Linked DNA regions of Homo sapiens: region 1 is linked to region 2. A link is an interaction called in ENCODE POLR2A ChIA-PET data of the cell type or tissue named here. Cell type or tissue: OCI-LY7. All regions are shown on one strand. Each heading gives the region's core, and the rest is flanking DNA. Links, peaks and the distances in the headings are about the cores only.

The links. Peaks named below come from ENCODE experiments on the same cell type or tissue, not always from the same donor. Only the 100,000 strongest peaks of a DNase experiment are listed, where the experiment ranks them.
Region 1: POLR2A ChIA-PET joins it to region 2 with 13 read pairs; 5 of 35 experiments call an interaction of 5 or more read pairs at or near these places.

The regions. Positions count from the first base shown.
Region 1 is chr4:38,884,361-38,892,700 of GRCh38, forward strand. FAM114A1 (family with sequence similarity 114 member A1) reads left to right here. Exons shown (of 15, transcript NM_138389.4): 4 at 7,383-7,470. Among named protein-coding and RNA genes, the nearest start is that of MIR574, 20 kb to the left of the region's middle. RefSeq lists enhancers at 354-523, 6,583-6,752. In OCI-LY7, for the core only: no CTCF peak of the experiment used is centred there; no DNase peak of the experiment used is centred there.
Region 2 is chr4:39,132,013-39,140,352 of GRCh38, forward strand. It overlaps a transcript of KLHL5 not described here. Among named protein-coding and RNA genes, the nearest start is that of WDR19, 46 kb to the right of the region's middle. RefSeq lists a silencer at 3,550-3,599. In OCI-LY7, for the core only: a CTCF peak has its summit at 3,492 (motif pointing left); DNase peaks (open chromatin) are centred at 2,889 and 3,479; H3K4me3 peaks cover 541 bases; H3K27ac peaks cover 932 bases.

The sequences.
Region 1 (8,340 bases), core at 192-8,191, 250 kb before region 2:
GAGAGATAGGTGATTCAGAGGCTATCAGCACCTATGTGGTTATTTCAGTAATGGAAGTGGGTAAGATGGCTCAGGTGTTAACATATAAATAACAACAGAGGCCAAGCCCTCAGCCCTGGAAGGTTTCTGTCTCTAAGCCAGTTTGGTTGGGCACAGCTCTTAGGGTTTTGTTTTGCTTTTTAAATAGATTATGGTAGCTAGCAAAGAATTTATAGTACAATCTCACCACTACCACATTCTATAAGCGAAATCAAGTTTCAGATCACATTGTACCACACTGACATTTTTAAATGAAACGGTAATTAACAAGAGAGTTGAAAATGGTGTATGAGAACTCTTTCTCATGTAGGCTTGAGAACATCCCATTGTTTAGGTGCTTTGATCACCATCTTGAATGAAAGGTTTACTCAAGGCAACTGTCTGGATTTCAGAGCTAAGGTTTCTTCCCTGATAGCTGGCATCAAGTCACCAGAATTCCCCAGAGTTGAAAGATGGATGGAAGACCATTTACACAGGGCAAAATCCTTTGTAACACCCTATTCATATAAAACTGGGAGGAGCAGAAAATATACTTAACTATTTACACATCTTGAATACTTTTAAAAATTTTTATTTATATTTATTTATTTATTTGAGATAGGGTCTCCCTCTATCGCCAGGCTGGAGTGCAGTGGCATGATCTCGGCTCACTGCAACCTCTGCCTCCCAGATTCAAGTGATTCTCTTGCCTCAGCCTCCAGAGTAGCTGGGACTACCGGCATCTGCCACCATGCCAAGCTAATTTTTGTATTTTAAGTAGAGACCAGGTTTCACCATGTTAGCCAGGCTGGTCTTGAACTCCTGACCTCAGGTGATCCACCCATCACGACCTCCCAAAGTGCTGGAATTACAGACATGAGCCACAAAGCCCGGCCCCGTCCTGTTTTAAAAAAATAGTCTCTCTCTCTCTCTGTTGCCCAGGCTGGAGTGAAGTAGCAAGATCATAGCTCACTGCAGTCTTGAACTCTTGCATTCAAGTGATCCTCTTGCTTCACCTTACCAAATAGATAGGACTACATGTGCATGCCACCACGCCTGGCTAATTTTTTAATTTTTCTGTAGAGACCAGATCTTGCCATGTTGCCCAGGCTGGTCTTGAACTCCTGGCCTCAAGTGATCCTCCTGCCTCGGCCTCCCAAAGTGCTGAGATTATAGGAGTGTGCCACCGAAGCCAGCTCCTTGAATACCTTTATTTTTACCATCTAGAACCCCTTTCAGATATTGAGAATGCTAGTAAATAGTCCACCATGTGTACCAATTAAAACCCATTTTTGCAGTTAGGTGTGGTAATTGGTAAAGCATCAGATGTTACCAGATACAGATAATAGAACCTCTATAAATAGCTGCCTCCAGAGTATGGCTTTCCTGATTAGAATGCTGGCTGACCACCCTGGACTGTGCATATTTTATTGGAATGCTGACAGCACTTGGATTGTAGGTTAATTTGAGAAGCACCCATAATGTCACAATATGCATGTAGAAGCATTCTAATGTAAATAACTGAAATCATACTAAAAGATGGTAAAAAGGAAAAAAAGTGAGAGTCAGAAGATAGGCCATCAGAATAGAACACTCTAAGGCAGATGTAAAAGTGGGTGAGCTTTGGATGCTACCGAGAGGTCAAGTAAGTAATAAAAAGACTAAAATGAGTCCGTGGCTTTGACAACAGGAAGCCACTTGACCTTGATGAGAACGATTTCATGAAGTAGTGGCACAGGAGTCTTGCTGTGGAGGGAGGATGGACAAGGGAGGTGAATACAGAAGATAAGCACCTTTTTTTTTTTTTTTTTGAGACAGAGTCTCACTCTGCCTCCCAGGCTGGAGTGCAGTGGCACGATCTCAGCTCACTGCAACCTCCGCCTCCTGGGTTTAAGCGATTCTCCTGCCTCAGCCTCCCGAGTAGCCGGGATTACAGCATGCGCCACCACACCCGGCTAATTTTTGTATTTTTAGTAGAGACGGGGTTTCACCTTTTTGGCCAGGCTGGTCTCAAACTCCTGACCTCAGGTGATTTGCCCACCTTGGCCTCCCAAAGTGCTGGGTTTACAGGTGTGAGCTATGGTGCCCGGCCACTATAAGCACCTTTTTTAAGAGACAAAGAAGAAAGATGTGGAGCAGACACCAGATAAGTTTGAAAGACACATTTTGTTCATGTCGTGATTTTCATTTGTTGGCTTTAAGATAGAGGAATCATGTGCATGATTAAATGTAACCTATATAGAAAGCATGTATAGAAATGTAGCCTGGGCCGGGCACAGTGGCTCACACCTGTAATTCCAGCACTTTGGGAGGCCGAGGCGGGCAGATCACCTGAGGTCAGGAGTTCAAGACCAGCCTGGCCAACAAGGTGAAACCCTGTCTCCACTAAAAATACAAAAATTAGCCGGGCATGGTGGTGGGTGCCTGTAATCCCAGCTACTCAGAAGGCTGAGGCAGGAGAATCGCTTGAGCCCAGGAGGTGGAGGCTGCAGTGAACCAAAATCACACCACTGCACTCCAGCCTGGGAGACAGAGCGAGACTCCGTCTCAAAAAAAAAAAAAAAAAAGGAATGTAGCCTGTACAGGGAAGCAGCTTGCATAGAAAAAGGCCGAAAAGCTAGGAGAGAGTAAAACCAACCTAACCAGATCGGGAGATGTGTAGGTGGAGGTGCTATGGTACCTAAGAGGAAGGTGCATTTCCATAATAATGAGAGGGAGGAAGTAATTGTGAATCGCAGGGTAGTGTACTTAATTTGTGTTTAGATGGGTTTTTGGTGTAGGCCTGTGTATATTTTGTGCATAAAAAGAACTACTCAAATGTTTAATTGGGTTTAAACAATTCGTGTTCCATCTATGAAGATGACAAACTGAAAAACCCAATCCTTAGGCTTCACGTGAATCTCACAAATCTCACTGTTTAGAAGTCCAGCAAAATCAAACAGTCACTTTCAAGGTACTTTTGGTTAATGTTTGATTTGGTCCTTTTTACCAAGTTACACACGTTTAAATACTTTAAACTGCATTTATAATATATTCTACTTCCTTTTAAAGTACCTGAATTATCTACTTATACAAAACCTTGCTAAGTACTTAATAATTGTTATAAAGCTACTAAAATAAATTTACAGAGTTGACTTAAAGACTCTTAATAATGTGCGGAAACTTGGGATGATTTCAGCTTAAAATCAGAAGTCTAATAATTCAATTATTCATTTTTGATTGATTTTCAAAAACTGTCACTCTAATAGGTCAGATTCCTTCAACATTAGTAGTACAGAAAAGAACAAATATGCCCAAAAATATGAATAGCGTATCTTCCATGCTTTCAACCTTTCTATGTTTAATTTTTAAATCTTCCCAAAGTTGAATGATGCATACTTACCAAGGAAGAAAATTAGCTGGAAATAACTGAGGCCATTTTCAATCAGATATTTTGACAAGAGTTTCAGACTCCAGAGCAATTTTCATCCTCCCAGCTGTCATACTGACCCCCTTTTTAGCGTAGCTATGTCATGAGTTACAAAAATTAAAAAGTGTTGATCACCCTATGAGTTACAAAACTCACAGGTTTCATTGCCCACATCCCTGGATACAAGTTATACGCAGCACCTGATTCTTGATCTGCTCAAGGAAATAGAAGAACCAAGTTGCTCCTTCAGCTTTAAGATAAGTACATATGTTTTCCATCTAAATGATAAAGGCCTTTGAATTTGATGGAGTTCTGGGATTTTACTTTTTTCTATCTAATAATACCTTTAAACTTGATAGCTTAAAATAAATGCATTTTCTATTTAATGATAAAGACCTTTAAATGGGATACTAGATATGAAAATGTCTTTCCTATTTAAAGAACGTTGAACTTGGGCCAGGTGCAGTCACCCGTAATCCTAGCACTTCGAGAGACCAAGATAGAAGGATCACTTGAGGCCATGAGATCAAGACCAGCCTGGGCAACATAGTGAGATCCTGTCTCTACAAAAAATAATTTTTAAAAATTACCTAAGTGTGGTGGTGCATGCCTGTAATCTCAGCTACTTGGGAGGCTGAGGCAGGAAGATCACTTAAGCCCAGGAGTTGGAGGATGTAGTGAGCTATTATCATACCACACACTCCAGCTTGGGCAACAGAGCGAGACTCTGTCTCCTAAAAAGAAAAAAGAACTGTGAACTTGATGGAATCCTACATTCTTTCTTAGTACCACACAAAGGTTTAGATGTTTAAATGATTTCCAGTTGAGTTTTGAATATCCCTTTTGATTAAGCCAAATCTAATTTGCTGTTATAAGAGTTATGGGGAGCAGGCAGGAAGCTGAGAGAGTTCTCATCTGATGGCTTTTTTTCCTCTATGTATTAGGATGTGAAGTTGTCTATGGAAGGAGGTGGGAGTTATGGGGGAAGGGTGAGAAAAACGTCTTTAAATCCCTCTATTGGTAATAGGCAATCTGAGCAGCTCCATGCTGCCTGTTGTAGCATCTCCTAATTGTGTGACATTAAGTCCATTTAAAGTGGAGACCATATTCATGATGAGATATATTTATAATTCATGCTTAACATTTTTTATATTAAATATGTGTATTTAATCATTTGAATATTTACCATTTGATAACATATTTATAGCTGATCAAGAAGTCACAGCTCAATGTCAAAGGACTTTATTAATAAAGCAATTGAAGTAGTCACTTATTATACAGCAAAAAGTTCTAGACTCATTTAACATTTATTTCCATTTGCTAGTCAATTACCAGCTGTCAGAACATAATAAATATTATAAATTTGAGTCAGAAGCTGTCACCTCTAATTGTATTAACTCTTCCTAATCATAGGTAGTGATTTGTCCTGTGAAAGAATGATATTAATCACTGATTTCCATCTGTCTTCATAATGGTGTAAAATTGCTACTGGATTCCATTGCTGAAGTGAAGTAAATCAATGTAGACACCAAAAATGAAAGCAGGCAGTGATGAGTCATGAATATTTCCATTCATGTTAACAAGCTTCTCATTGTTTCCAGACAGAAAGAAAAAAAAAATGACAGCTAACTTTCAAAGCTTTTTGCTTCTTAGTCTTAAAAGCATAGTTTCTTCTTATTATTTCTAGCTCACACTTTTGGAGTACTTCTTATATGCCAGGCACTATGCTCGCAACATTATATGAATTATTTCTTTTGATCTTCACGAACCGGTGAGGTTATTGGTTCCTATACTTATGGCTCTTATGCCACTATTGTTTGCATTTTATAATGAGGAAATGAAGGCTTAAAACAATTTGAGTAACTTGTTGTCCAAAACAGTAGAGCCTGGAGTCAAACCCAAGCAATTTAACTTCCATAACTCAGTCTCAACCAGTACTCTACACTGATGGGTGGCATTTGAATCAGTTAGGAATGCTTTTGAGTCAAAGTAACTAAAATCCAACATATAGTAGTTCACAAAATAGTGATTTTTTTTCTCTCACTTAATACAAAGAATGGAGATAGGCAGCTACTTATGTTGGTTTAGTAGCTCAGCGGAGCCAGGACCAGTGACTGAGACTCCTTGGCCTTTCCCTTGAGGCAGCAAAAATGACTGCTTCAATTTGAAGCTTCAGGTCCACATTCAGGGCAGAAAAAAGAGAAGGGGAAAGAGTGGGCACTCGCTGTAACTATAATGTATCATGAAAGCAAAAACTTTTCCATTTATATATCTCATTGGTTGAAAACTGTTTCATATGGCCATCCTTATCTGCAAGGGTAGAAAATAACAAGGGAGGCTGGGCATGGTGGCTCACACCTGTATTCCTAGCACTTTGGGAGGCCAAGGGGGCGGATCATGAGGTCAAGAGATCAAGACCATCCTGGCCAAAATGGTGAAACCTCGTCTCTACTAAAATAGAAAAAATCAGCCAGGCGTGGTGGTGCGCAACTGTAGTCTCAGCTACTTGGGAGGCTGAGGCAGGAGAATGGCGTGAACCCGGGAGGTGGAGCTTGCAGTGAGCTGAGATCGCACCACTGCACTCCAGCCTGGTGACAGAGCAAGACTCCGTCTCAAAAAAAAAAACAAAAAAAAACAGCAAGGGAGTTGGGAGTTGGGGATGACTAATGGACCAGCTGTGAGTCAAAAGTTATGGAATCTACAAACTCTGTAGGAATTTTCCACTGCCTCCTTACTTTCTTTCTGCCCGCCCTTCCTTCTTTCCTTCCTTCCTTCTTCTCTTTTGAGTAAAAAAGAGCTATGATTCTCCATACAGGTAACTCATAGAATATTTATTCTTGCCTTGTTTTCTAGAATGTGTTCCCAGATAGAAAGAGAAAGCTGTGGTTCCCTACTTGAGTTAGGACTCATTGGTTGCAAGTAACAGAAACACGCATACCTGAGAAAATGGATGAGTTTCAGCCATTTATTCAACAAATATTTATTAAGCATTCATTATATTCCAAGCACTCTTCTAAGCTCTGAGAGTATATCAGTGAATAAAACATTTAAAAAAATGAACAAGAATATGAGAGAATCTCATAGAACCCAAAGATCAGAAAGCAGCAGGGCCTTCAGAGGGACAGAAACCAGGGACTGAGAAGCTGTCAGGAATCCAAACAGCAGCTCTAAGCCAGTCTCCATTCTGCTCACTCTGCCTTCTCTTAATTCTTAGTCTGCGTGGTGGATATAACAGGGTCATCCACATAGCCTGAGTTTTCAACTTCTGTTCATGCACACAGTTCACACTGAACCACAGTCTCTCAGTTCCAATTCCAAAAACCTAGGCAAACGAATTGGAATCCACTGAGGTCAGGGACAGTCTTATCCCTGTGTTATAGGAGTCACTATGAGTGAAGCAGGGCACCTTGAATCAAAGGTTTCTACCTTGCAAGCCTTCCTGTCACTACTGCCCATCCATCGCCAGGTGTATTGACGCTTTTTAGACACTTTGCCCATCATCCATGCCAAAGCACCTGCCTACTGCCCCAGAGTTTAAAAGTTAACTCTACCTTGAAGAGCACATTTTTTAAGCCCTGTAAGAATTGCCTGGGTCCAGATCATTTTGAACTTTTTCAAATCCCTCTTGTGCCCTCATGCGTATCTTTTTCCCATGCAGCCTTTTCCCTGTCTTCTAAATAATAAGAGAGAATCGAGGCTCAGTTAACATCAAACTCCCTTCTCACTTCAAACCAAGCCTTCAGAAGCCAACATCAGCACTAATCAATTTGGTTCCAAAGTACACATTGCAGTGTGGTTTGGGATATTCTTTTATGACCCTTATAAACTATAAGCCAATTAGATACGGTTGTTGGTGATTCTTTTCCAAACCTCCTCTTTGTTTCAAACCAATAGGTGTTTTTCCATTCAGAGATATACTGAATTTCTGACCTGTGGCTAATTTGTTTTTCTCCAGGCTGTGGATTCCCCTCCAAGTGGAGGAGGATGGGCAGGCTGGGGATCCTGGGGCAAATCTCTGCTGTCGTCAGCATCTGCCACAGTAGGTAAGCATTGTATGTTGCATTGGAATAGACAAAGTACCAAAGCCTAATAGGATAGGACGTTTTGATCGTACTGTATACTAATAGAGTTTAACATTAGCCCGTGAGCAAACCATGTTTAGTGCTTACTATTCTAAGTGCTTCATTTATTCCTCCAATACATTTGTTCCTCAAAATAACCCTATATGGAGGAACTGTTGTTTGCTGCACTTTACAGGTAAGGAAGCTAATCAGAGAGAGACTAAGACCTTGACCAAAGTCAGGAATGTCTGGGTTGCAATTTAAAAGCCAAGTAGTATGGCTTTTAGCCACTATATTATATGGTCTTTTAAAGTATAATATATTCTTAAAGCTTCGTGTTTATCGTCCCACTTGAATTTTTTTAGTGCACAACGCATCTACTCCCAAAAAGGATTTGAGATATCTTGATAAAAGGCATTTCATTAGCAGGATATTACAATATAAGGAGAAAACAATGTGCTGGTAGGGAGGATACATATTTTATACATCCCATGGCTAATAGAGTTTTTGTAATTGAGTATTGACCTCAACTCTGAGCTTCTTGGCTGCCAGTACATTATTTATTTCTCTTTGAAAACAAAATTTTAATTTAAATAAATATATTTTTCTGGTTTTAAATTTTTAAAGAAATTTCCTGTATTTGTTCTTATACAAAGAGAAAATATGATGGACAGTGTAGTGTCTTCCTGAGTGCAAATTTGTCATGATATTCTTCATGTTACCATTTCTTATATTCTCTCTTCATGAGAACTGAAGGTATAACATCAATATGTCTAAGATAATTTAGCAAAGGCATTTCATCTTGAAGGTGGAAGATAAGAAGATAGGGGAAGCCACAGGTAACAGAGTTTT
Region 2 (8,340 bases), core at 322-8,321:
GTCGACCTCCCAGGGGATGGGATAGAGAACTCAAAACCTAGGATCTGTCCAAGGTGGGAAGATCCTATTTCTATATAGCTGGGACCTCTAAGTACTACAGCTTCGAAGGTAAGGACAAACCAGAAGAACACCTACCTCACTCCCCATTATCAGGAGACTACAAAAAAAGGAAAGGAAATGCATTGGAATGTCCAGGAAGAGGTGACCACAAACCAGTCTCCCCGGAAAGCTGCAGCCCAGATTCACGTTACTTGAAAAAGGAATCTGAATAATCCTATTTATTTAAAGAAAATCTTCCCACAAAGAAAACTCTAAACTGGGCGTGTTGGCTCACTCTTGTAATCCCAGCACTTTGGAAAGCTGAGGCGGGTGAATCACTTGAGCTCACAAGTTCGAGACCAGTCTGGGCAAAATGGCAAAACTCTGTCTCTACTAAAAATAAAAAAAGTGGCCAGGTGCCATGGTGCGCACCTGTAGTCCCAGCTACTTAGGAGGCTGAGTTGGGAGGCTCACTTGAGCCCAGGAGCAGAGGTTGCAGTAAGCCGAGATCACCGCACTGCACTCCAGCCTGGGCGACAGAGTGAGACCTCATCTCAAAGAAAAAAAAAAAAGAAAGGAAAAGAAAACTCTAGGCCTTGATATTTTCATTGTCATTTTCTACCAGTCAAGGAAGACTATCTTTCTGAAAGGTATTTAAGCAGAAAAATAAATGCCCACAGAAAATAGCACAAGGGAAACGCCCTAGCTACACAATTTTAGTACATTTCTCATTCATATTCCCTTCAACAATGCTAAAACGTGTTCATTTCATTACACTAAGCAATTCTATAATTACTCAAAATATGGTGAAAGACTTTCTTCTCTAATTCTATCTAGTCTTTCATATTGCTCACTATATTGACTGCCATTACTATAATCTGTTAAATAATGAGCATTTCAGAAAGTATTGTAATACCTAAAAATGTTAAATGATAGTCTAGTCGCAGGAATCAAAACCACAGTCCATCCACATCTGCACACTGGTGACAAGTCGTCTGACCATAATAAAATAATAACTTAATATTATATATTTTAATAGTCATAATTTTAAAATTATTCTCTCTTGTTAGTAATAAAAATTATTCAGGTCAATTTTTCTTTGGCTTATCCAGCAGATGTTTTAGATTAAATCAAAGTGTTAAAAATTATGCTAATTTATGATTCTTGGTTGTTTGCTGATACTGCATAGTTAATGGTATTTAGCACATTGTCATTTTTTCAACTAATTACATTGTGCTTTAAGATTTGAGCTAAAGATTTTTTTGCACTGAATTATGTACATTCATATAATAACCTGTGAGTATAGACTCCCAGGGAGCCAGGTAGAACTATTCAATTAAAGTTCATGATAAAAATGTGATAAGTATTATTGGCATAAGGAATATACTTAAAATTAAGGGTTTCATCTGTATGACTCACACCTGTAACCCAAGTGCTTTGGGAGGCTGAGGCAGGAGGATTGCTTGAGGCCAGGAGTTCAAAACCAGCCTGGACAACATAGCAAGACCCCATTTCCTAAAAAAAAAAAAAAAAGTTTTTAATTAAAAAAAAATTTTTTATCTGTAGTAAGGCAAAGTTCCCAAACAAATACATATTTAAATGAGCACCTTTCTGAAGGACAAAGATAGAGAAAAATGCCCAATATAATATTATACCTCAGCATTCTAGGTCAAAAGACCTAGAAACTATAGCTCTATAGTCAGCAAACTACAGCCCACAGGTCAACTCTGTCTGCTATTTGTTTTTATAAATAAAGTTTTATTGGAACACAGACATGCTCATTTGTTGATGTCTGTAGCAGCTTTTGTGTTATGACAACAAAGTTGAATAGCTGTGACAGCGACTATATCTTTTTCTTGACATTTACAGAAAACATTTCCAACCTGTGCATGGGGGATCATTCTTCCGTCACCTAGAATATGAGGCCTCCGAGAGGATGAGAATGAGGGAAAAAACTACAAAGAAAATGGTAGCAAATACTAGCAAAGAAAATGGTAAGCCAAGGTAAAGCTTCCAATGATAAGAAAGTAATTGAAAGAAGAGAGCATGGGGTGAAAGACCGAGGAATGAGGGCCTGAGCTCCACATGTCAGGGCCACCCTGAGAAAGTCTCTAAGAGCCTCTGAGAAAGTTTTCTCTGGGTCTGAAAACAATTAGGGACTATCTTAGCTGTGGAGGCACCTAAGTGAAATTGAGTTAAAAATTCATATTTTATTAAATTGCTTTAGACTTGTTCATTTGATTATTTTAACATAGGGAGGTTGAGTCAACTTGATATGTGACAGACACTGTACTAAGTAAGCATTTCATATGTATGTTAACTCATTTAATTTTTACAACAGCTGTATGAAGTAGATATGACTATTCCCAGTTAATGATACGCAAACTAGCTAGTAAATGTCAGAGCCAAATTTCAAAACCAACCAGATCTGTATGACCTTAGAGCCTTTTAAAAAATCTTTGCAAGATTGCTACATGGAGGTGAGTTTAAGCTGTCTACATTACACAGGATGATACATACTTGATGCCAAGATACATCCTCACCACATCTGTGCTACATTTTAAGTTTTTACTTTTAGTGAGTAGAAACAGGCTATATAATTCTGCCTATGGTGTGCCTGAATGGATACACACACAGAGAGGTTTCATAAGTGCCTTTCTATTTTCTTTTTAAATATGTTCTGTGAAAGGACAAAAGAAGGGCATTTTAGAAAGGATGGCATAGTTAATGACTTGGGTGCAGAGGGCTGTTGCTGTCAATAAAGCAGAGAGCAGGGATGCTGAGTGGAGCAGTCATGAATGGAAATGAGAGCATGAGCCATTAGCAGGAAGTCATAAACCCATTATTAGAAGTTTCATGTCATTGAAGGGAGCCAAATGCTTTACAATTCTAAGGACTATGAATAGCCACCTAAGGAGGATGCGTCTGCTGCTGTGATGTATCAGACAGAGTCCAGTTGGGAGACAGAAATCACAGGGTAATCTGAACAGGGAAGATTTTAAATAAATAATCATGTCCCATAACAGAGGATTGGACTCAGAAAGGATTGGCTGGTTATCAGGATCTGAGATTTGCTTTTGCCCTACTGGAGCTAATAAGCTGACCTGTTATGGTTTCATGGATGCTGGCAGAAGACATCCATGGGTTGAAGGAAAAGGATTTTATTACTGAAGGCACAGAAAGCAGTAGGAATATCGTGTTGGGGTCACTTCCCTGTGCCCTTCAATTCCCACAGGAACAAGACAGAGGATCCCAGGTGGAAATCCACGGAGCTTGGGAAATCCACTGCTTTTATAGTAAGTGGTAGGCTATCCTGCTCTTTGTCCTGGAGATTTCTCGCTGCAAACACAACCCTGAGAAATGGCCCAGCTAATCAGTAGTGGGCGGGGACGCTCAGAACCCGCAGCAGAGTGCCTCTCCCCTTCCTTCTGCAATGTCTCCAGCACCCTCTACCGACAAAATTAGCACTGTGCAGACTGGCGAAGGAGAAAAAGGCTCATGTCCACGTTGACTGAGCAGGTAATGAAGACTGGATTTGTAGATGAGAAGCACTAATTAAAAACTGGTGTGGGCCGGGCGCGGTGGCTCATGCCTGTAATCCTAGCACTTTGGGAGGCCATGGCGGGTGGATCACCTGAAGTCAGGAGTTCGAGACCAGCCTGGCCAAGGTGGTGAAACCCTGTCTCTACTAAAAATACAAAAATTAGCCGGACGTGTTGGTGCGCTCCTGTAATCCCAGCTACTTGGGAGGCTGAGGCAGGAGAATCACTTGAACCTGGGGGGCAGAGGTTGCAGTAAGCCGAAATCACACCATTGCACTCCAGCCTGGGCAACAAGAGCAAAACTCCATCTCAAAAAACAAACAAACTGGCGTATATGTTTATCAGCAGTACCAGACACGGCCGAATTATGATATGGTCCAAAAAGGGACAGTGATTCAATTCATTCTAACACGTGTGTGTGTGTGTGTGTGTGTGTGTGTGTGTGTGAGATCGCCACTATGTTCTCAGAGCTAAGGTAGCTCAAAGACATGAAAAAAAATCTACTCAAAACATAGATAGTACTTAAATAATTTAAAGTTTATTTTTAAAAATCATTTCCCTTCCTTAATAATAATAATTTTTTTTTTAACTGAGTCTTTCTCTGTCACCCAGGCTGGAGTCAGTGACATGATCTCTGCTCACTGCAACCTCCACCTGCCGGGTTCAAGAGATTCTCCTGTCTCAGCCTCCCGAGTAGCTGGGATTACAGGTGCCCACCACCAAGTCTGGCTAATTTTTGTATTTTTAGTAGAGACGCGGTTTCACCATGTTGGCCAGGCTGGTCTCCAACTCCTGACCTCAGGTGATCTGCCTGCCTCAGCCTCCCAAAGTGCTGCGATTATAGGCGTGAGCCACCATACCCAGCCCCTTCCTTAATAATTCAGGCCTAAAGCCATTAGGTAGTGTATAGGAAGGATGGCATCCACAGTGGTGTCGAGAGGACTCATGGTGACCCAATGTGGGGTATTGGAGTCCAAGCAGGGTGAAGAGGGTGGGCTACAGGGTGGGTGACCTGGCACAGGGTCTCAGACCCCCATCAGAGTAAGGACAGCGTCCACACAGCACGGCAGCCTGGCCCGGACTGTCAGAGCCTGAGTAGGATGAGGGAGATATCCACACCTGAGAACAGCCCAGCACCTGGGGGATTAGAGCCTGGGCACGATGGGGAAGGTGCCTGTCCAGGGGACAGCCTGCAGTGGCTAGTTAGCCAGGGCCCAGGGAGGGAGAGGACAGCACCCCTGTGCATGGTGTGGGCTTTCAGAGCCCAAGCGTTGCAAGGAGGCCATCCACGACGGAGAACTGCCTGGAAAGGAGAGTGAGAGCCAAGCAGGAAAACATGGGCATCTGGGCCGGAGTGGGTGTGGTAGCAGAAATTGGAGATTGTTTCCATAGAAGATTGATCAAACTAGTAATTATCTTAAGGAAAATGAAAGACAAGGTTTTCACTGTTGGAGAAGGAAGTTACAAATACAGCAGAGGAAAAAACAAGGATGACCCCCGTGGTGTTGAATTGGAATTCGGCATATTGTTGTAAACTCACGGTTTTCAAGATAGAGATAATAGATTAATAAATACATATGCAAATATGTGCGTGTGTGTGTATAGAAAGATAAGTAGACAGATATAGACCAACAGATATTCCTTAGGTAGACAGATACAGACCAACAGATATTCCTTAACTCTGAACTGAGCCAGCCTGAGAATAGCAATAAACACACCTCATGTCCAGGTCTTGGCTTCTAAATACCAATTTTTACAAAAAAAAAAAGAATGATCTTCACTTTGGGAGGCCAAAGTGGGGAGGATCACTTGAGCCCAGGAGTTTGAGACCATCCTGGGCAATATAGTGAGTCCCTGTCTCTACAAAAAATAAATAAAAAATTATCTGAGCATGGTGGTGCACACCTGTAGTCCCAGCTACTTGGGAGGCTGAGGTGGGAAGATTGAGCCCAGGAGGTCGAGGCTGCAGTGAACCCTGATCACGTTGCTGCACCCCAGCCTGGGTGATGGAATGAGACCCTGTCTCAAACAAAAACAAACAAACAAAGAATAAAATATCTTGGAGAAATGGCTGATTCCAGAGCTGGGGCATGGAAAATACAAGGTGAACCGGGAACATCTTACCATCTAACCAAAAAACGAGGTTGTGCTCAAAGACTGATGAAGACATTGTGGCCCAGTTGGATGGGCTTCCACTGGCCAAATAGGAGACAATTTAAGCATAAAAATAAATAAGATCTAATAGCCAGCATCTATATGGAACTTAAACAAATTTACAAGAAAAAAACAACTCCATTAAAAAGTGGGCAAAGGACAAGAACGGACACTTTTCAAGAGAAGACATACATGCACCAAGAATCCATGAAAAAAAGCTCAGCATCACTGATCATTACAGAAAAGCAAATCAAAACCACAATGAGATACCATCTCACACCACACTATTATTACAAAGTCAAAGAATAACAGATGCTGGCAAGGAAAAAGGAGCACTTATACACTGAAGTGCTCCTTTTACACACAAGTTACACACAAGTGAAAAAGCACTTATGCACTGTTGGTGGGAGTGTAAATTAGTTCAGCCATTGTGGAAGATGGTGTGGTGATTCCTCAAAGACCTAAAAACAGAAATACCATTTGACCCAGCAATACCATTACTGGGTATATACTCGAAGGAACAGAAATCATTCTATTATAAAGACATATGCACATGTATGTTCATCGCAGCACTATTCACAATAGCAAAGACATGGAATCACCCTAAATGCCCATCAATGATAGACTGAATAAAGAAAATGTAATACATGCACACCATGGAATACTATGCAGCCATAAAAAATAATGAGACCATGTCCTTTGCAGGGACACGGATGGAGCTGGAGGCCATTATCCTTAGCAAACTAACACAGGAACAGAAAACCAAATACTGGATGTTCTCACTTATAAGTAGGAGCTAAATGATGAGAACTCATGGACACATAGAGGGGAACAACATACACTGGGGCCTAATGGAGGGTGGAGGGTGGGAGGAGGGAGAGGATCAGGAAAAATAGCTAATGGGTACTAGGCTTAATACCTGAGTGATTAATTAATCTGTACAAGAAACCTCCATGACACAAGTATACCTATGTCACAAACCTGCACATGTACCCCTGAACTTAAAATAAGTTAAAAAAATTAAATTAAAAAATGAGAACCATGAACTATAACCATTTGAATAAAATAGGAACGCATATAAATATAAATAAAATAAATACATAAATTGAAAGTTTGATGAGGAACAAGATGTTTACATCGTTTTAAAGTAGCTCCCCCCAAATATTTATTTTTTTCAAAGGTCAGAGAGTAACTTTCAGTTGAGAAGCCTTGCAGACATCACCTTAATTAAGTCATCAAACTGCACACCATCAGCTGGGCGTGGTGGCTCACGCCTGTAATCCCAGCACTTTGGGAGGCCAAGGCAGGTGGATCACCTGAGGTCAGGAGTTGGAGACCGGCCTGTCCAACATGGTGAAACCCCCTCTCTACTAAAAATACAAAAATTAGCTGAGCATGTTGGCAGACGCCTGTAATCCCAGCTACTCGGGAGGCTGAGGCAGGAGAATTGCTTGAATCCAGGAGACGGAGGTTGCAGTGAGCCGAGATCACACCACTGCACTCCAGCCTGGGCATCAAGAATGAAACTCCATCTCAAAAAAAAAAAAAAAAAGAAAAGCCCATCATCAATACTGGGACAAATGATAATCTTGCCTAAACTATGGAGACAGTAAAAAGATCGGTGGGCACTAGGGGTTAGGGGAGAGGGAAGGATGAGCAGACAGAGCACAGGGTTTTTTCAGGGCAGTGAAACTATTCTGTATGACACTATAATTATGGGTGCATGTCATTATGCGTTTGTCCAAACTCACAGAATGTACCACACCAAGACTGGACCCTAATATAAACTGTGGACTTTAGGTGATGATGCATCAATGTGGGCCTCAGTTGTAACAAATGTAGCACTCTGGCGGGGGAGGTTGATAACGGGGGAAGGCTATGCATGTGTAAGGCAGGGGATATATGTGAACTCTGTACCTTCCGCTCAATTTTGCTGTGAACCTAAAAAACAAAATCTATTTCTTTAAAAAATCTTACTTCACATGATAGGATGCAATGAGAGGACGCAATAGTATCACTTCTGTGATGTTCCTGCCAAAGATGCATAATCTGGATCTAATCATGATAAAACACCAGACAAACTAAAATGGCAGGTCATCCTACAGAATAGCTAGCTTGGAACTTTCAAATGTGCTAAGGGATGAGATCTGAGGAAAGACTGAGTAACTGTACTAGATCAAAGACAAAAGAGACATGAGGCTGGGCGCGGTGGCTCACACCTGCAATCCCAGCACTTTGGGAGGCCGAAGCAGGCGGATCACTTAAGCTCAGGAGTTCGAGACCAGCCTGGGCAACATGGCAAAACCCCATCTCTAAAAAATAAACAAAAATTAGCAGGGTGTGGTGGTGCATGCCTGTATTCCCAGCTACTTGGGGGGGGCTGGGGCAGGAGGATTGCTTGAACCCAGGAGGTCGAGGCTGCCATGAGCCAAGATCACCCCACTGCACTCCAGCCTCAGTGACAAAGTGAGACCCTGTCTCAAACGAAACAAAAAAGAAACATGACAGCTACAAGCAGTGCATAATCCTGGATTGAATCCTTTCGCTATAAAGGACATTATTGAAACAACTGTCAACTTGAATGGCTCTGTGAATTAGATGATAG